2 separate regions of the Homo sapiens genome follow, and region 2 is linked to region 1. A link is a loop called in an ENCODE intact Hi-C map of the cell type or tissue named here. Cell type or tissue: IMR-90. All regions are shown on one strand. Links, peaks and the distances in the headings refer to the core of each region. The heading gives the core; the rest is flanking DNA.

Region 1 (9,546 bases), core at 1,214-3,713:
CTAAAGTTGACAGCTCCTTTCCCTTCTGAATGCGAAATAATAAACACTATTGTAAACTCTAGAATGGTATTTTTAAAAATAATAATACTATTAATAATGCTTCAGGTTCAGTATAAATTAACTCGACTAGACTCATAAGCCTCACCAATGTATATGAAGATTTTGAGTTCCAAACAATTAACTTAGAAATGAATTTTTTGAGGCAAGCATCTCATGAGTTGTAGCTAACATGTATCCAAGTCAGGCATTTCCTAGACTAACTCTGCACAACCTCTTATTACTATTCTTAGGTGAAATTTATTAATAGTATTACCACCTTCATTTATTATAGAAGAAAAGTTATAAAGTATTTAACAAACTGAATTTATTGAAGCTCTTAGGAAACTATCTTTAAATTATTTTATCAGGACCTGCCTTTTAATATTGACTGAGATAGTGTTGTTAAGGAAAACATCCTCCTGGCATGTTGTCCTTTTTATACTTAGCAGCAATATCATGAATTTCAATCTGAAGGTAAAATCTCCCTCAACAAGACATGTGAAATACTTTTAAAATAAAGAGAAGATGGAGGTGGGGATTCGGGATCAATATCTTCCCTGAAAGTTTGCCTTTCTGAGTTGTTTCACACCTCAAAGCTCATAGAGTTAGCATTCTATGTTGATTTAAAATCCAGTTTAATAAAAATGTTGTCTTCCAGTTTGTGGACAAAAGAACTCAGATAAATTTTGACACCTTTACTACCAAATCTGAACATATCCAAATATTTCTAAAATTCAATGGGTCGATGATGATATTTGTATATCTTGCTGTTAAACTTTTAGTAAGAAAATACAGTAAAATTCTCAAAAATAATACAGCACAGCAAAAGATCTTCTTCTGCCTTTTTCAGGTGATTTGCCAAAAATTGTAAATAAATTTTCTTACCTCTGACCAGTTTCTGCTTGTTCTCCCTTATCTTTGTTCCTCAATCTGCCAGACATTGTAGAACTTAAAACAGTCCTTGGAGTTCAGAACAAAGAATAATTGAAGCAGAGTGTCACCAACAGATGGTAATCAGTGGAGTCAAATTTTCTTCAGAGATTCTTTGAGGATTCTCCTTTGGACTTCAAGAAAGAGTGCTGTGTTTGTGTAACCATGTGGCATTGCATGGGAAATAATTTCCCAACCCCACCTACAAGATACTCCACGTAAATACAGTCTTCCTTGTATGGCAGCTCTGCTCACACCCATTTAACACTCTCAGGAGAATGAGTAATCACATCCAATGAGCAATGTCATTAGAATTTTCTGGAAGGAAACATAAATGATCATCTAACATGATGATAATAGTTCAACAAAATCAGCAGCCCCATAAGCAACCCTAATCCTAACGTAAATAGAGAGATTATCAAAACAAATTGCTGTGTGCCAAGTTTTGCTTTCCTAAAATATGAGAAAATAACTAGCCAAACATTACATGCATTTGTATATGATCAATTCTAGAAGGGGAAAAGTGCAACATTCCAGCAAATAGAACTCAGTCAAATACCAGGTCAAATGGTATAATTCCACAGCACAAGTTCATATGAAACAGAGACTTGTAACTCCAAAACAGATGACAAACTCTCCCCATCTCTTACTATTGCAAATTATAACAAGATAAAAATGAACAAGGACTGAGAGTTCTTCTGGGCTTCAAAAGTATGGACATCATCTTTCTCTCTGCTGTTGTTTCTGATGTCACAGACCCAAGTCTTAGGCAAGTAAGACTTGCCAAAAAATGGTCTGGTAAGACCATTTTTGCTTGTAATCTTCTCTGGGAAAGAAGGAACAGAAAGAAGGATCTGTGAAACTGATCAACGTCTTCTTAGTTTGGTGAGAACTTATATGTTTCCTTTGTAAAAAGGATGCAGTCTCACCTGACTTTCTTCATTCACGGTGCATAATTCCAGAAGTTTCTTCCCTTCTTCTCGAGACTGCCAATCAGGACAGCTGGGCTTGGCTGGAATGGAAAGGAGGAATTTGGACCCATGATCCTGTCCATTTGCCTGACTGTATGCAAGTGACTTAATAAAATTACTGCATCAGTGTGTAGTGACTTCTTTCTGCCTGCTGCACAGCTGTTTCCTGGGCCTTCCCTTCACTTCCCTCTTGGACTGAGTTGTGGATCAGGAACATATGACATTAGTATGTATACTGTGCATAGTAATTATACTGTGTTCTCCCTATGGTTACTTAATAAAACTACCAAATAGGTGCTGCTAATTCAGATTCTGTGATGATGTAGGTACAGCCATTGATTACTACACAACCCATTTATATGCCTATCTGATTTTTGACACAAACATGTTGTACTTCCTCTTTAAATAAGCAGGCATTAATTATTACATAATGTATGCAGGAATTCATGAGGATAGGCTTAATATTAGAATTAGTAGGAAGGTTTTAAATCAAGTGGCCTACTATTGAGCTAGAAACAACTCACTCCAGCAAACCAGCTGGCTTAACTACTCCCAGTTTGTGAAAGAAAAAAAAACTTTAACATTTGAGTCACTGTATCATTTCATGCACAAAGACTTCATGGACATACCAGAAAGACAAGCTTTACCACATTTGCATTTATTCTTTTTTATAGTTGTTGTGATTTTGCCAAGTGCTTTATGACCATTTTTTATTAGCTAGGCCTCTCAATAGTTCTGTGAGGTATAGATTAGGAGGTAAAACAGGTACTATAAATGATGAAGCAGGAAGCTAACTCTACAGGGACATTTTATTCCAAGAACGCCTGTGTGGAAGAATGCACTTTCCCATGTCTGCCAGAGGCACCAGGAAATAAAAGTCAGTCTGCATACTACTGAGTCATTTACAAAAGCCATTTTCTTCATAAAGCACATATGCATCTCTCCTCACTCACTCACTCTTGCTTTCTCTCTCTCAAATCAAAAGCGAGCAAAGCTCAAGTGAGTCTATATTTCAATTCAGAAACATTTATTATCATATGTCATCTCCCTTGTTAATATCGTATTTTTTTAAAATCCTCAGTCAAGGTGATACCTTGTTGATATCTTTAAATATGAATTATAAGCCACACTAAACACTTCTGTAATCATACCTTTCTTTAACAGTTTTTTGTACAAGTTGGAGGATTAAAAAAGGCATTTATGGGCTGGGCATGGTGGCTCATGCCTGTAATCCCAACAGTTTGGGAGGCTGAGGTGGGCAGATCACTTGAGGTCAGGAGTTCTAGACCAGCCTGGCCAACATAGTGAAATCCTATCTCTAGTAAAAATATAAAACTTAGCCGGGCACGGTGGCATGGGCCTGTTGTCCCAGCTACTCTGGAGGCTGAGGCAGGAGAATCGCTTGAACCTGGGAGGTGCAGGCTGCAGGAAGAAATCATGCCACTGTGCTCCAGCCTGGGAGCAGAGCAAGACTCTGTCTCAACAACAACAAAAAAGGCATTTATGTAAGAAACTGAAAGAGATATTTGGGTTTTTTTTATTACTTGCTATTACTGTCTCATTTTACAGATAATGAAAGCTAATGTTGAAAGAACGTTTCTAATGAAATTAGTCTATAGACAAACTCCATCTTTTAGAGAAACTCTTTGTCCAAAAACTGGATTTCATGGTTCTTAAAGATGAAAATAGAAAACTAAAACTAAAGAATAATTCTCTATGGACATTTATACAAATTGAAAATAAATCTGTCATGATTCTGTTAATGAACCCATTGACTATTTTTCATTTTATATTCATTTTATTGTGTATTTGTGGTATGATACTTCACTTAACATACAGTTTTTAACCCTTATGTAAAAAATATATGTGAAATAGTTTTGTTCTTTAATGGAGCATGGGGGCCTAAAGGGAAAAAATGCCAATGAAGATAAGCCATGTACATAGTCAAGATGTACATTATTGAAATGGATTCTAGAACCAGCTGCTAGGGTGGAATTGATTTGGCATTATTTTATGATGGGCTCAATCACTTGCCCTGAATCAGTGTTCAAATCTCATCTTTTTTGGTTTGCCCATTGTGTTTTCTACTTCTTCTCCAAGTTGCCTCCTCTGGTTCTAGGCTATGCTATGTAGTTGCCCTTGACTTATCCAGATCTTGCCCTATTCCTTTGAATGAACAAAGCCTTCAAAGATAGCTTCCTTTTGTTTTCAGCTATCTTGCGTATTTTTCTGCATGCCTTCACCTCTCCCAGATGACCATATGTGTCTTGGCTCCCAAAGCCAAGGAGTAGTTGATACATATTCTTTACATGGTTATAAAACTAATAATATTCTTTGCTAAAGTTTGGCTTCTTTGCCTAAACTAGTATTATTTTCATCACTAGAGACCATATAGTTTCTGCCCTCATGGAGATTATAGTCTAGTTAATAAAGACCAAATATAGGCCGGGCAGGCAGATCACGAGGTCAGGAGATCAAGACCATCCTGGCTAACATGGTGAAACCCCGTCTCTACTAAAAATACAAAAAATTAGCCAGGTGTGGTTGCAGGCACCTGTAGTCCCAGCTACTCGGGAGGCTGAGGCAGGAGAATGGCCTGAACCCCAGAGGCGGAGCTTGCAGTGAGCCGAGATCGTGCCACTGCACTCCAGCCTGGGTGACAGAGTGAGACTCCATCTCAAAAAAAAAAACTATATATATATACACACACACACACATATACATATATATAAGCATGTAAATATATAAATAATAAAATTTCTGATGGTAATGAGTGCTAAAACAAAAAGAAACAGAATAATGAGATAGAGCGATGGGCAGAAGACTATTTTGGCTAGGATAGACAAAGCAGGCCTCTCTAAGATGAAGATATTTGAACTGCATCTGGAATGATGAGAAGACAGCAGTTGTCTAAGGATTCAGCGAATAAGCCTTCCTGGCAAAGAGAACAGGTTAATCTAAGTCCCTGAGGCTGAAACAAGCTTGGTACATTTAAGGAAAGCTAGGGCGACAGGCAAGGGTAGTGGGAGATAAGGCCAGAGAGGTAGGCAGAGGCTAGATTGTGAAGAGTTTTTGCAAGCCATGGTAAAGACTCTATTTTGTTCTACTTGCTATAGGGAGCTACTAGAAGGAAAAAATCATGGGGCAAAGTCAGGGTTTAAGGAAGGCTATGAGGGTGCTGCTGTGTAATTCAGGAGAAATAATAATATTCTGGATTATACTTGCAGTGCAAATGATAAGAAGTAGACAGATTTCAAATACACATAGCAATCTACCCATCGGAATTACCAATGGATTGGATGTGGATAGAAGAAGGTGACTATTAGCTTTTGGGCCATTTGATAAGGAATAGAGGTATGGATAGATGTGTGGGTATGGGGTGAGAAAGGAACCAAAAGTTCTACTTTAAGCATTAAAATGTTGAGATGTCTATTAGACACCACAGTAAAGATGTGTCATAGACAGCCTCAGGGACTTGGATTAACCTGTTCCCTTTGCCAGGAAGCCTTATTCTCTGTCTTTAAGCATTAAAAGGTTGAGATGCCATTAGACACCAAAGTAAAGATGTGTCCTAGACAGTTGTCACTCAAGGAAATCACCCTGCATATTCCATCCTATGAACCTCAGCTAATAGCATTATAATTTCCAGGCATTGTAGGAAGACAACTGAAGTTTTTGAGGCATGCTTTTGGCTTACTGGTACACTAAGAGCCCATTGCTTGGTAAGGCTTTCCAGACTCAGGTTATCAGAAAGACAGATGAAATTTTCAGACTTTATCCTCTTCCCTGGGCTTTCTTTAATGATTGATTGCCCCCAGGAGACCCTTTGCAAAAGTGAAAGATAGAGCCCCATTATTTTGGTAATATGTACCAAAAAGCTTAAAACACATAGCAATAACAGCAACCATAAATTCCACCAAAAGAAGAGGACAGTAGTGTCCTTGCACTCACCATGGAGGCATTAAGATGCTCTCTGATTGTCTCACATTCTATGACACTAATTCAGGGGTACTGTGGGGGTTATGGGAGTGGGTGGGTGCTTGGCATCTTAATAAAGCTTGGATAGGATCTATAGAATCACTAAAATTAATTGTAAGAGCACCCCAACATGTCCTGAAATCAGGCCTTAAGTCCTGTAAACATAAGGGCAGAAGTCCCCCCAGCCAGACACACACACTGCAATGGGCACCTCTGGTTATAAACAGTTCCTATAAGAAGCACAGAGTAGATTAGCCATTGTTGACTCACTCTGCCCTGGGCTGTCCAGTCAGATTCAGGCATGTGCTAATTAGTATGACAGGACAGAAGCTTCTTGAGCTGAGATCTTCCGTTTAGACCCTCCATTTAGTTTGCTTGGCAAGCACAGAATCAAGTTCAAGTGGTAAGTTTAAAAACACGATATTAAATGCTACCAAATACTAAGGCCAGCATAGGTGAAACTCGAATCATCATAACAGAAGGTAGAAATATTCCTATGGAAACTTTACTGTGTCCCTACTCCCATCTTTTAACAAAGAAGTCTAAAAAACAAAAAAAAGTGAAATAATAATGAAATGTCAAAAAGTCTCTAATAATTAAACTATTCCTATGTGTTACCTCACTACTTTATGCTACAATGCCCCTAGAAACCCCTCACAGCAAAGGCCCTCAAATTGGAGACTGGTTAGGAGCCTAGGACTGTGGATAGTGGCCTCATGCCTGAAGCCATGGGGGCCGACCTGGAGCCTGGGGCTATGGGGCCAGCCTGGAGTCTGGGTGTTTGGGTGCTGGCCTGGAGGTTAGGTGCAAGATCTGGCCTGGATACTGGGGCAATGGGAGCTGGCCTGGACTTGGATCCACTGGGGCAGTCCTGGATCCTGAGTCTGTGGGGCTAGCCCAGTACTAGGGTATACTGGGAGAGCCTGGACCATTGGTATGCTGTAGTATAGGGATGTAGAGCCCAGCTTGGAAGATGGGGCTGCAGGGACTGGCCTGGTATTGGGCAAGCCTGGATCCTGTATCAGTGGGTGCTGGCCTTGGGCCTGAGGCCAGAGGACTTGCCTAAAGCCTGGGGCTGTGTGGGCCGACCTGGCTCTGGGCTGGTCTGGAACCTGGGGCACGCATGAAACCTGGCGCTCCAGGGACTGGCCTGGCCTGCATGGGCCTGGAGTCTGACTGGAGGCCAAACTAGAGGCTGGGAGATTATATCTGCAGGGAAGTTCTGAGGCTGGAGTCTGCAGAAGCTGGCCTGGAGCTGCGGTGGGTGGGCCTGGAGCCTGGGGCCTGGGGCAACAGAGGCTGTACTGTTGGAACCTAGGGCTGTCTTGGAACCTGGGACAGTGGAGGCCAGCCTGGTGCTGGAGTGGGCCTGGAGCCCAGGTCTGCAGGTGCCAGGCTGGTGGCTTGGTCTAGCCTCGTGCTGGGGTTCACTGAGATGGGCCTGATGCTGGGGTGTGCAGCAAAGTTGGGTGCTCACTTCATTCTCCTTCCCTCATGCGAAGGGTATCTCTCTCTGAGCTGCTCTATCTGAGCTTGGGGAAGGGTGTAATATGAAACTGTCCTTCCTACCCTCTTCAATGCATCTTATTTCCATGCTTCACCCAGGTGGCATAATCTCTCACCTTAGTTCTTGTGAAGGTATTTTCTTGCATGGATGGTTGTTCAAATTGATATTCCTGTGAGGGGATAAGCCCTGGAAAGTCCTATTCTATCATCTTGCTGATGCCATTCTCTATTATATTCTTTATCTGCAAACTTTCTGGCTACTCTGTGAAATTAGGGAGACCAGTAATTGGAGGATAAAAGGGCCAGATCGCTATATATTTAGATTCTAGAGTGATTAAAGTTTGGGGACACAATAGATGTAAACTCACAAACCCAGGCTCAACACCTGCCCCAGCAGCAGGCCAGCCCCAAGCTCCACACTGGTCCTTGTGGTACTAGGTTCCAGTAGACTCACGGTCCAGGCCTGCTCCAGGAGACTCAGGATCCAGGCCCACCACCATAGTATACCCTGGTGCTAGACCAGTCCCTGTAAACTGAGACTCCAGGACCACCCCTGCAGATCTATTTTCCAAGCCAGCCCCTATGGACCTAAGACCCAGGCCTTCCCTCACAAATTTAATCTCCAGGCATGCCTTAGCACCAGATAGGCTCCTGTGGACTCAGGCTGCAGGACCATCCCAGTGGACCCAGATGCCAGGCCAATCCCAGTACCTGAATGACCCCTGTGGACTCAGGCTCAAGGCTCACCCCAGCACCAGGTTAGCTCCTGTAGACCCAGGCTTCAGGCTAGGTCACACAGACATGGGTTCCCAGCCTGCACTCACAGACCTAGACTCTAGGTGCACTCCCATGGACTCAATCAACAGGTTCCACCCCAGTGAATTCAAGTGCTAGGCCCAACTCCATGGACCTGGTGCCAGGCCCACCTACCTGCTAACCCAGGCACTAGACCATTGTGCCTAAGAATGAACAGTAAGCCTATCCACAAACCATACCAGACAGCTTGCCAAGAATTTCTGCATAGGCTGACTGGTGAAGGGCTTTTCCCAAACCAAGTCAGTATGCAAAGACTGGAATAAATCTCTACTTCAAATGTGCAGACACTAACAGCCACAGAGATCAAGCACAATCAAGGAAATAGGACACCACCAAAGGAACAAATTAAAGCACGAGTAACCAATCCTAAAGAAATGAAAATTTATGAACTCTCTGACAAAGAATTCAAATTAATTGCTTTAAGGAAGCTCAGCAACTTTTAAGTTGTATAGCATGGTGCTTTATTATACATATACATTGTAAAATAGTCACAAAAATCACACTAAATAACATATCCATCAGTTCAAACATTTGGTTTTGTTTGTGTGTGTGTGATATATATACTTGAGATCTCTTCTCTTAGCAAATGTAAAGTATACATCACAGTATTATTAACTATAATCACCATGATATACATTAAATCCCTGGAATTCATTCATCTTATGATTGAAAGTTTGTGCTCTTGAAGCAACATTTCTCCATTTCTCCCACACTTCAAACTTTGGTAACAATCCTTTTACTCTCTGTTTATATGAGTTCAAATTTTTTAGATTCCACATATATGTGGGATCAAGCAATGTATGTTTTTCTGTGTCTAGTTTATTTCCTTTAACATAATATGCTCCAGGTTCATTCATGTTATTTCAAATGGCAGAAATTCCTTAAAGCTAAATAATATCTCATTGTATATAAATACATGACTTTTTTTTTTTTTTTTTTTTTTTTTTGAGACAGAGTCTGGCTCTGTTGCCCAGGCTGGAATGCAGTGTCATGATCTTGGCTCACTGCAACCTCTCCCTCCCAGGAACAAGTGATCCTCCCATGTCAATCTTCTGAGTAACTATGACTACAGGCACGCACCTGGCTGATTTTTGTTTGTTTGTTTATTTGTTTTGTAGAGACGGGGTTTCACCATGTTGCACAGGCTGGTCTTGAACTCCTGAGCTCAAGTGATCTGCCCACCTCAGCCTCCCACAACGCTGGGATTACAGGCATGAGCCACCGCACCCAGCTGACATTTCTTTTTGTCCATTCATCCACTGATGGACACATAGATTGATTCTGTATCTTGGCTATTGTGAACAGT
Region 2 (9,546 bases), core at 2,456-4,955, 86 kb after region 1:
AACTAAATGATAGATAAGTAGAATTTTTCTCTTTAGAGAGATATTTCAGCTAATAAAGAACAAAGGTTACAATTAGAATATCACTATTTTGTGATAAATTAATGGAAGTAGATACTAAGCATTAACAGCCAATAACATCACAAAAAGAGAGCCAGTCAAATATTTTGTGCCTCCCAATAAAATATAACAATATCTATAAAGTGTCTTGGCAAGAAAAAACAAACTAATCTAAATCTGATCAGTCTCTAGAGCCGAAGTAAAAACAACTCAGTTTATTCAACAAATAAATTTCAAAAGGGAAAACAGTGTACTATAAAAAGTTATGGCATTTAAGAGACTATTAGGAATTTTAACAGTACCTGTTTGTTGATATTAAGAAAATATCCCTCTTTGTTTAGGTACACTTATAGTATTGTGATTATGTTTTAAAAGAGTTCATATCTTGTAGGCATAAGTACTAAAACATTTACGGTGTTTGGTATCTGCTACAAAATATATTTAGAGGATAGATGGGCTGTAGATGAAACAAGAATTGCTGTGATACATGGGGATTCATTACATTTTTTCTGTATGCTTTTGTATTTCTACAGTAAAGATTTTAAGGTAATAAAAAAAAGAACAAAAATAGAACTCAGAAAAGTAATGGAAGACATGGCCAGGAGCGGAGGCTCACGTCTGTAATCCCAGCACTTTAGGAGGTCAAGGGGGGCGGATCACTGGAAGTCAAGAGTTTGAGACCAGCCTGTTTAACATGGCAAAGCCTCATCTCTACTAAAAATACAAAAATTAGTGGGGTATGGTGGCACGTGCCTGTAGTCCCAGCTACTCATGAGGCTGAGGCAGGAGAATCACTTGAACCTGGGAGGCAGAAGTTGAAGTGAGCTGAGATCCCGCCAGTGTACTCCAGCCTGGGTGACAGAATGAGACTTCAAGTCAAAAAAGAAGAAAAAATAAATAAATAAAGAAAGAAAAAAAATAAAAAGAAAAATAATGAAAGACAATAACAACCCTAAAAAGGTTCACCCAGAAATCAAATCCTTCAGAAATGATATAATTTGTTCAACTACAGAGTTTACATAATTTTTTAAAACCTTAAAGATATACCATTTTAGGAAAAGAAATTTCAATTAGTTTATATGAATGTTTAATAATAGTTAATTGTTACTACTACATGAAAAAATCTTGGTTATATTTGCCTCTTTTTAATGAATTTCAATTAATTAATGTATTTTAGTCATTTTTTTGCCCTTGTCCACATAAAGTCAGAGTCAAAATATTCTAGTTTTCTTTTAGAGCACATGCCATTATTACTTACCATAAGAAGAAATACTGCTGCTGCTCCTAATATTTATCAACAAGGAAGGAAGGAGGGAAGAAAGTAAGGAAGGAGGAAGGAAGGAAGGAACAAGGGAGGGAGGGGGGGAGGAAGGAAGGGAAGAAGGCATTTGGTTTTTGTGTTCTTTCTGAACAGCATGATCTAGGAAGCTCTATGTCACTAGAAATGGCAGAACTTTACCGTATAAGAGTTGGAGGGCCTGTATTCTACTTAAAAATAGTTTTTTACAAAATATTTTTAGAGTTTGAGGTGAAAAAGGGAAAAAAAATGAACTGCTTTTTGTATCACTTTCAGACTTGTAAAACATTTTGACTGGTAATATGTTTCCATTTTCACAAAAATACTTTATTTTTTTGAGGTGAAGTGGGAATGAAAAAGCATAAGGAAGAAAGTTATAGAGGAGGCAGAAGAAAAAGGAATAATGATAAGCACAGGAAGGGAGAGTGGGATTATTTTTCTCAAGAAATTTGCATTGTGCCAGAAATTTCAGAAGGAATCAAGTCTCCAGCCTTAAGACATAAAACATTAATGGGAAAGATTAACATAATACCATTATATTTTCAAAGTCCCAGTCAAATCCATCAGTGAAATGCATGTTCCTATTGTGCATGTATTATAATAGGTACATTTTTGTAATTATTAAGTTCTTTAAATAAAATTATTTCCTTCTACTTTTTCATTCCAAAAAATTTCATTTATTGCATGTAAAAAAATGCAAAAACATATATAGAAAACACTGATTCTCTTTTAGCCCCAACACTGAGGTAACCCAGGTCATCGACCTGGTGACCACCCTCACTTCTCCCTTTACATATAAAAGCATGCAAAGGCAATTTGAAGTTTTTGTTTGTTTGTTTGCTGTTTCAAACATCAAATATACCATAAATATTATGCTGGAACTTACTTTATTCACTTAGCAGTACATCACGGACCTCTCATGTCAATAGATAGAAATCTAAATCATTTTTTTAAACAGTCACTTAATAATATTCCATTGTAAGAGCTTACCGCATTTAAATATTGCCCTATTAATAGATAATTATATTGTTTCCATATTTTTACTACCACAATTAATGCCACAATAGAGGTTTCTTAATGTGGCCTTAAATAATGATATGCATATATGTATATATATGTATATATGTATATATGTGTACATATATGTATGTGTGTATATATGTATGTGTGTATACATGTATGTATATACACATATATACATATATATACACACATATAGGAAAGCCATTTAAAAGTGGAGTTGGCAGGTCAAAGAGAATATATATTTAAAATTATAATAGACATTGACAGCTTTCTTTCCAAAATGTTTGCAATTTATATTCCCACTAACAATATATTACAGTGTCCATTTTCCCATTTATGTCTTATCAACAATGAATATTATAACACTTTTTAATTTTTGCCATCAGATAGGAAAGATTGTAAATTATCAAAAGAACCGTTCTGCAGTGTTTTCCTCAAATTGAATTCACAGTCTATCTGTTTAGGTCTCTGGCATCTATAGCTGGTTTGCTTCATAAGGTCAGCATGTAGACTGGACTTAAGCAGTGGTTTTCTTTGCCGTACTCTGAGGTCCCAGATTGACTACAGGAGACTGTATCATTGGAATTGAACTACCAAAAAAAAAAGCATGTTATATAGGTTAATACCACCAATTGTCATATATGAAAGATACCTTGATATTCACTGGAAACAAAATAATAGAAACACAAATCTGAGGGGTTGAAGGAGCTATCCAATGCTTAAATCTTAACTATGAAATCTCTACCAATTTATTATTTCACCTCTGCTTAAATTCCTCTAATGATGGAAAACATACAAAAGCAGACAGCCTATTCCATAATAATAAAGCTAACTTTTATTGAACGTTTATTCTGTACCAGACAGAATTGTAAGTGCCCGGCAGGAAGTATCTCATTTAATCCTCACAAAAACCCAATGGGGGAGGATTTACTACTATACCTATTTCACAGAATAAACCAAGGCACAGATCACACAACAGGCGAGTGGTTGTATTGGATTTGAAGTCAACGGGAAGCCGTACTCAACCTCTACACCCTACTGCCTCCCAGAGGCAGGTTTAGAAAACTGTGAATGCTAACTCTCTATACAAAGCCCAACATTTCTTCCTGTAGCTTTGTTGCATTGCTCTTACTTCTACTGTGCTGGTTTCCAAGAATTCTCTTTAAACCTTTGCATACGAAAATACTACCAATATTTGCAAATAGCGATGAGATTATCTATTTGTCTTTAATTCTAGAAATAAAAGTGTGTTTAATGGAAGCCAAAGAAAAATCAGCTCATAGAATCCACCCAATGGCAAGAGAGAGAAAAGATAAGTGACCAAATCTCTTACTTATTGCAGACACCAAATCAAGCTAGCTATGAGTCTTTATAGGAAATAGGGCTAAAAATTTCAGGAGGAGGAACCAAGTCTCTAGTCTTAAGACATAAAACACTAATGGGCAAGATTAACATAAAACCATTATATTTCCAAAGTCCCAGTCAAATCCATCAGTGAAATGCATGTTCCTAAAAGGACTTCCAAGAATACCTCAAATACCAAAGGATTAAGGTCCTTTAGTAGTACAATGACAAATGAGAGTACAGCACTTATAAGAGACAAGTTTAATAATGTTCCAGTTAGAGGAATTCAAAGATAATGGAGGGTACAATCATAAAATTAAAACAACCAAAATTTCCACATTTATCACAAGAGAATGGATTCCGTAGAAACACAAATAGAAAACAAACAAAACTAGACGGCATAAATCAGCATAATAGAAGTAAAGTGTGCCTGTGATGAACATCTGGTATGTCAGTCAAAGATTCAGCAAGAATACACTAATGTAAGGCTGACCTTACATATGTAAGGACTCTCTCTCTCTCTCCCTCTTTCTCTCTCTCTCTTTATCAACATATGCTTTTTGCTCTTAAAATACCTCATATTTTCCATTTATAATCTCTTTAGTCACAGAACTATTTCTCCTCACTTTTTTTCTCTATCCTTTGCACTCTCAGAAAAGAGAATAAAATTAGCATTTTTCTTAAAATCCAGGCCACATTAACATTATAGCTCTTTTATTTTGCTAAATTAATTTGTACATATGTGAGGTCAAGAGCTCATGGAGTTTTATTCCTGCAACTGCCTTGCATTTTTTCACTACTTATTTTTCAATGCATTCATCATCACTTCTTTACATTCAAGATAACAGCCTAACCTGTATTGCAGTCTTGCATTGCAATAATTTAGAACTAAACACTAAACATTCCTTCCAAACACTAAAATAAAAACTACAAAGGAGGAGCTTTGTTAGGTGATTATGGACTTTGTGTGTGTGTATTCCATTTATCTGTAATTTGTAAAAAAATTTATATATTTATAAAAATTTGGTTTTATTTATTTTTAAGTAGTGGACTCTTAAGATAATTGTTAAATCTATCTGAATATCCCTTTTATTGGTTTGCTTTCAACTTGGTTATTAATTATTAATTGAATAAATTGAAGACAATTTAACCAGATACTATCACTTTGGAGATTTTGAAATATTTTGTTTTCTAAATTTAAGTGAAGTAAATAAGCTTTTTAAAAATATGGACTTTAATGAAAAATAATATATGTATTTTCAACTTCTGAACCACTATGCTACAGATAAAACATAACCATTGATGTATCTATTTATTTCATAACTTTTAAACAATTGTTTTGTAGAACATATAATAGAGAATTGGCTAGCTTGAGACAAACATTTTAAATATACTTACAGAATAACTTTTTTCCTCTTTGCATCAGAGAATGTTAAGGTTAAAAAGACTTACAATTTTCAAAAGTTGTGCTATTCTTATTACTTGGAATCCTTTTTGTCAAGTCTTTTACCTATTCTTCTATTGGCTGTCAGGATTTTACTTAATGCTTTGTAAAAAAAATTAATGTATACTTTGGAAAACTTGCCATATTTACTAAAGCTGATGTATTAGTTAATTTTCATGCTACTGATAACTGGGAAGAAAAAGAGGTTTAATTGGACTTACAGTTCCACATGGCTGGGGAGGCCTCAGAATCATGGCGGGAGGCAAAAGGCACTTTTTACATGGTGGCAGCAAGACAAAAATGAGAAAGATGCAAAAGCAGAAACCCCTGATAAAACCATCAGATCTCATGAGACTTATTCACTACCATGAGAACAGTATGGGGGAAGCCACCCCCATGATTCAAATTATCTCCCACTCAGTCCCTCCTGTAACGTGGGAATTATGGGAGTACAACTCAAGATGAGATTTGGGTGGGGACACGGAGCCAAACCATATCATTCTGCCCCTGGCCCCTTCAAATCTCACGTCCTCACATTTCAAAACCAAGCACGCCTTCCCAACAGTCCCCCAAAGTCTTAACTCATTTCAGCATTAAGCCAAAAGTCCACAGTCCAAAGTCTTATCTGAGACAAGACAAGTCCCTTCTGCCTATGAACTTGTAAAATCAAAAGCAAACTAATTACTTCCTAGATACAATGGGGATACAGGCATTGGGTAAATACAGCCATTCCAAAGGGGAGAAATTGGCCAAAACATAGGGGTTATAGGGCCCATGCAAGTCCAAAATCCTGCAGGGCAGTCAAATTTTAAAGCTCCAGAATGAATCTCCTTTGACTCCAGGTCTCACATCCAGGTCATGCTAATGCAAGACCATGTTCCCATGGTCTTGGGCAGCTCCACCTCTGTGGTTTTTCAGGGTACAGCCTCCCTCTTGGCTGCTTTCACAGGCTGGTGTTGAGTGTCTGTGGCTTTTCCAGGCGCACAGTGCAAGCTGTCAGTGGATCTACCATTCTGGGGTCTGGAGGACGGTGACCCTCTTCTCACAGCTCCACTAGGCAGTGTCCCAGTAGGGACTCTGTGTGGGGGCTCCAACCCCACATTTGCCTTCCACACTGCCCTAGTGGAGGTTTTCCATGAGAGCCTCACCCCTGCAGCAAAATTCTGCCTGGGGCATCCAGGCGTTTCCATACATCTTCTGAAATCTAGGTGGGGGTCCCCAAACCTCAACTCTTCACTTCTGGGTACCCGCAGGCTCAACACCATGTCAAAGCTGCCACTTTGGGGCTTCCACCCTCTGAAGCCATGGCCCAAGCTCTACATTGACCCCTTTTAGCCATGGCTGGAGTGGCTAGGACACAGGGCACCAAGTTCCTAGGCTACACACAGGTTGGGGACTCTGGGTCTAGCCCATGAAACCACTTTTTACTCCTAGGTCTCCAGGCCTGTGATGGGAAGGGCTGCCGTGAAGACCTCTGACATGCTCTGGAGACATTTTCCCCATGGTCTTGGGGATTAACATTGGGTTTCTTGTTACTTAGGCAAATTCTGCAGCTGGCTTGAATTACTCCTCAGAAAATGGGATTTTCTTTTCTATCACATTGTCAGGCTGCAAATTTTCCAAACTTTTATGCTCTGTTTCTCTTTTAAAACTGAATGCCTTTAACAGCACTCAAGTCACCTCTTGAATGCTTTGCTGCTTAGAAACTTCTGCCAGATACCCTAAATCATCTCTCTCAAGTTCAAAGTTCCACAAATCTCCAGGGAAGGGACAAAATGCTGCCAGTCTCTTTGCTAAAACATAACAAGTCACCTTTGCTCCAGCACCCAACAAGTTTCTCATCTACATCTGAGACCACTTCAGCCTGAATTTCATTGTCCATATCATAATCAGCATTTTTGTCAAAGCCATTCAATAAATCCTAGGAGGTTCCAAACTTTCCCACATTTTCCTGTCTTCTTCTGAGTCCTCCAAACTGTTCCAACCTCTTCCCGTTACCCAGTTCCAAAGTTGCGTCCACATTTTTGGGTATCTTTTCAGCAACGCCCCACTCTACTGGTACCAATTTACTGTATTAGTTCGTTTTCACACTGCTGATAGTGACACACCCAAGACTGGGAAGAAAAAGAAGTTTAATTGGACTTACAGTTCCACATGGCTGGGAAGGCCTCAGAATCATGTGGGAGGCGAAAGGCACTTCTGATATGGTGGCAGCAAGAGAAAAATGAGGAAGATGCAAAAGTGGAAACCCCTGATAAAACCATCTCAGATCTCATGAGACTTATTCACTACCACGAGAACAATATGGGGGAAAGCACCTCCATGATTCAAATTATCTCCCACCGGGTCCCTCCCACAACACATGGGAATTACAGAAGCTACCATTGAAGCTGAGATTTGAGTGGGGACACAGAGCCAAACCATATCAGCTGAGCACATGCATATAGTGTGATCCAGCAATTAATTCTACTCACAGTTTTATACTCAGCAGAAATATGTGTGCATGTGTGTCACCAAAAGACATGAACAAGAATGTTTATAACAACACTGTTCATAGTAGTAAAACTGGAAACTAAATGTCCATAATAGTAAGTAAATAACATTTAGGTGAAAATAATCAATTGCTATTGAAAGTGGAGATATAGCAGCTAGGGGCATAAGGGTGTTTGGAGGGTATTGGTAATATTCTGTTTCTTAATCTAGGTGCTGGTTAAACAGGTGTGTTCAATTTGTGAAAATCTGTCAATCCATACAATCTATTTACAATCCACATAATCTATTTTTGACATATACATCATAAATCCTTAAAGATCATCTGGTACAAACCATTTCTTCAGGGATTTACAAATTACTCACTTATAAAACTATGAAGATTTGTTGCCCATTTTGCAAACTGAAACTCATATGTATTAAATAGAGATAACTTTCCTGTGTTTAAAAGAGAATGGATGGGGTGATTGAGTGTCTATCTGGCTTTGGCTTTAACTTTTAGGTAAAGATTTATGCAGTCAACTTTCCAAGGTTTTAAAGCTAGATCTGCATTCAAATCCTGAGCTTACTACTTACTATCTACATTTCATTACCTGAAAAATGGGGGTAATAATAGTTAATTTGAAGGTTATTCAAAAAGTTAAAGATAATGTTTGCAAAATGTCTGCCACAGGTGGGCAATCAATAAAGAGTAGGCATTAATTTTAGAGAGTCTCACCCAACAAAGAATAGGCCATAAAGAATGTAGCCAGAGTGTACTAGTGAAGCAGAGAAATGTTTTCTTTCAAATGGAATCTAAAAACAGAAAAAAAGTACACCTATTAACACATGTGTTTAAACCAAAATTAGATCACCCAAGTAGAAAAGACAAGATTACACCACCCTCCTATCATTTATTATTTGGGGAGAGGAGGAAACTAGGGGGCATAAATATTTCCAACATATTTTCTTCCAGTGAAAACAAATTATATGAAGCAGAGAACTGACATGTACATTGTTTTGAACTAATAAGTACTTCCTCTGAAAAAGAACATTGTTTTAGAACAACAGGGTTTTTAAAAGTTATTTTTATTTGTGGTAAATACTCATAATATAAAAATTATCATCATAACCATTTTTAAGTGTACAGTTCAGTGGCATTAAATACATTCATACTGTTGTGCAAATATCACCATCATCCATCTCCAGAACTCTCCATCTTGCAAAACTCTGTACTCATTAAATGAGAATTTCTCATTCCCCCTCTACCCAGACCCTGCCAACTACCATTCTACTTTCTGCCTGTATAAATTTGACTACTCTACATACCTAGTGTAAGTGAAATCACAATGTTTCTCCTTGTGTGACTGGCTTATTTTACTTAGCGTAATGTCTTCAAGGTTCGTCCATATTGTATCATGTCAGAATTTCCTTCTTCTTTAAGATTAAATAATATTCCACTGCTTGTTTATACCACATTTTGTTTATTCATCCATCCATGGACATTTGGGTTGTTTTTACCACTTGGCTATTGTGAATAATGCTGCTATCAACATGAGCATACAAATACCTCTTCAAGCTCCTGCTTTCAATTATTTGGGGTATATACCAAGAAGTGGAATTGCTAAATTATATGATAATTCTATTTTTAACTTCTTAAGAAACTGCCACACTGTTTTCCAAAGCAGTTGTACCATTTTACATTCCCACCAACAAAGCATAAGGGTTCCAATTTCTTCACATTCTCACCAACACTTATTTTCTGTTCATTTTTATATCAGCCATCCTAATAGGTAAGACGTGGTATTTCTTTATGGTTTTAATATGTATTTCTAATGATTTGTGTTGTTGAGCATCTCTTCATGGACTTATTGGCCATTTATATGTCTAGTTTGGAGAAATGTCTGTTTAA

The links. Hi-C counts contacts between places; a loop is a spot of excess contacts. Peaks named below come from ENCODE experiments on the same cell type or tissue, not always from the same donor. Only the 100,000 strongest peaks of a DNase experiment are listed, where the experiment ranks them.
Region 2: a loop joins it to region 1, with 2.4 times the contacts of the local background. A loop is called at or near these places in 11 of 110 quality-filtered maps.

Annotation. Positions count from the first base shown.
Region 1 is chr1:197,781,066-197,790,611 of GRCh38, forward strand. It overlaps a transcript of DENND1B not described here. Among named protein-coding and RNA genes, the nearest start is that of DENND1B, 10 kb to the left of the region's middle. RefSeq lists an enhancer at 6,812-7,312. In IMR-90, for the core only: no CTCF peak of the experiment used is centred there; DNase peaks (open chromatin) are centred at 1,236, 2,516 and 2,806; H3K27ac peaks cover 1,298 bases.
Region 2 is chr1:197,865,690-197,875,235 of GRCh38, forward strand. No RefSeq gene overlaps it. Among named protein-coding and RNA genes, the nearest start is that of C1orf53, 32 kb to the right of the region's middle. In IMR-90, for the core only: a CTCF peak has its summit at 3,428; a DNase peak (open chromatin) is centred at 3,412.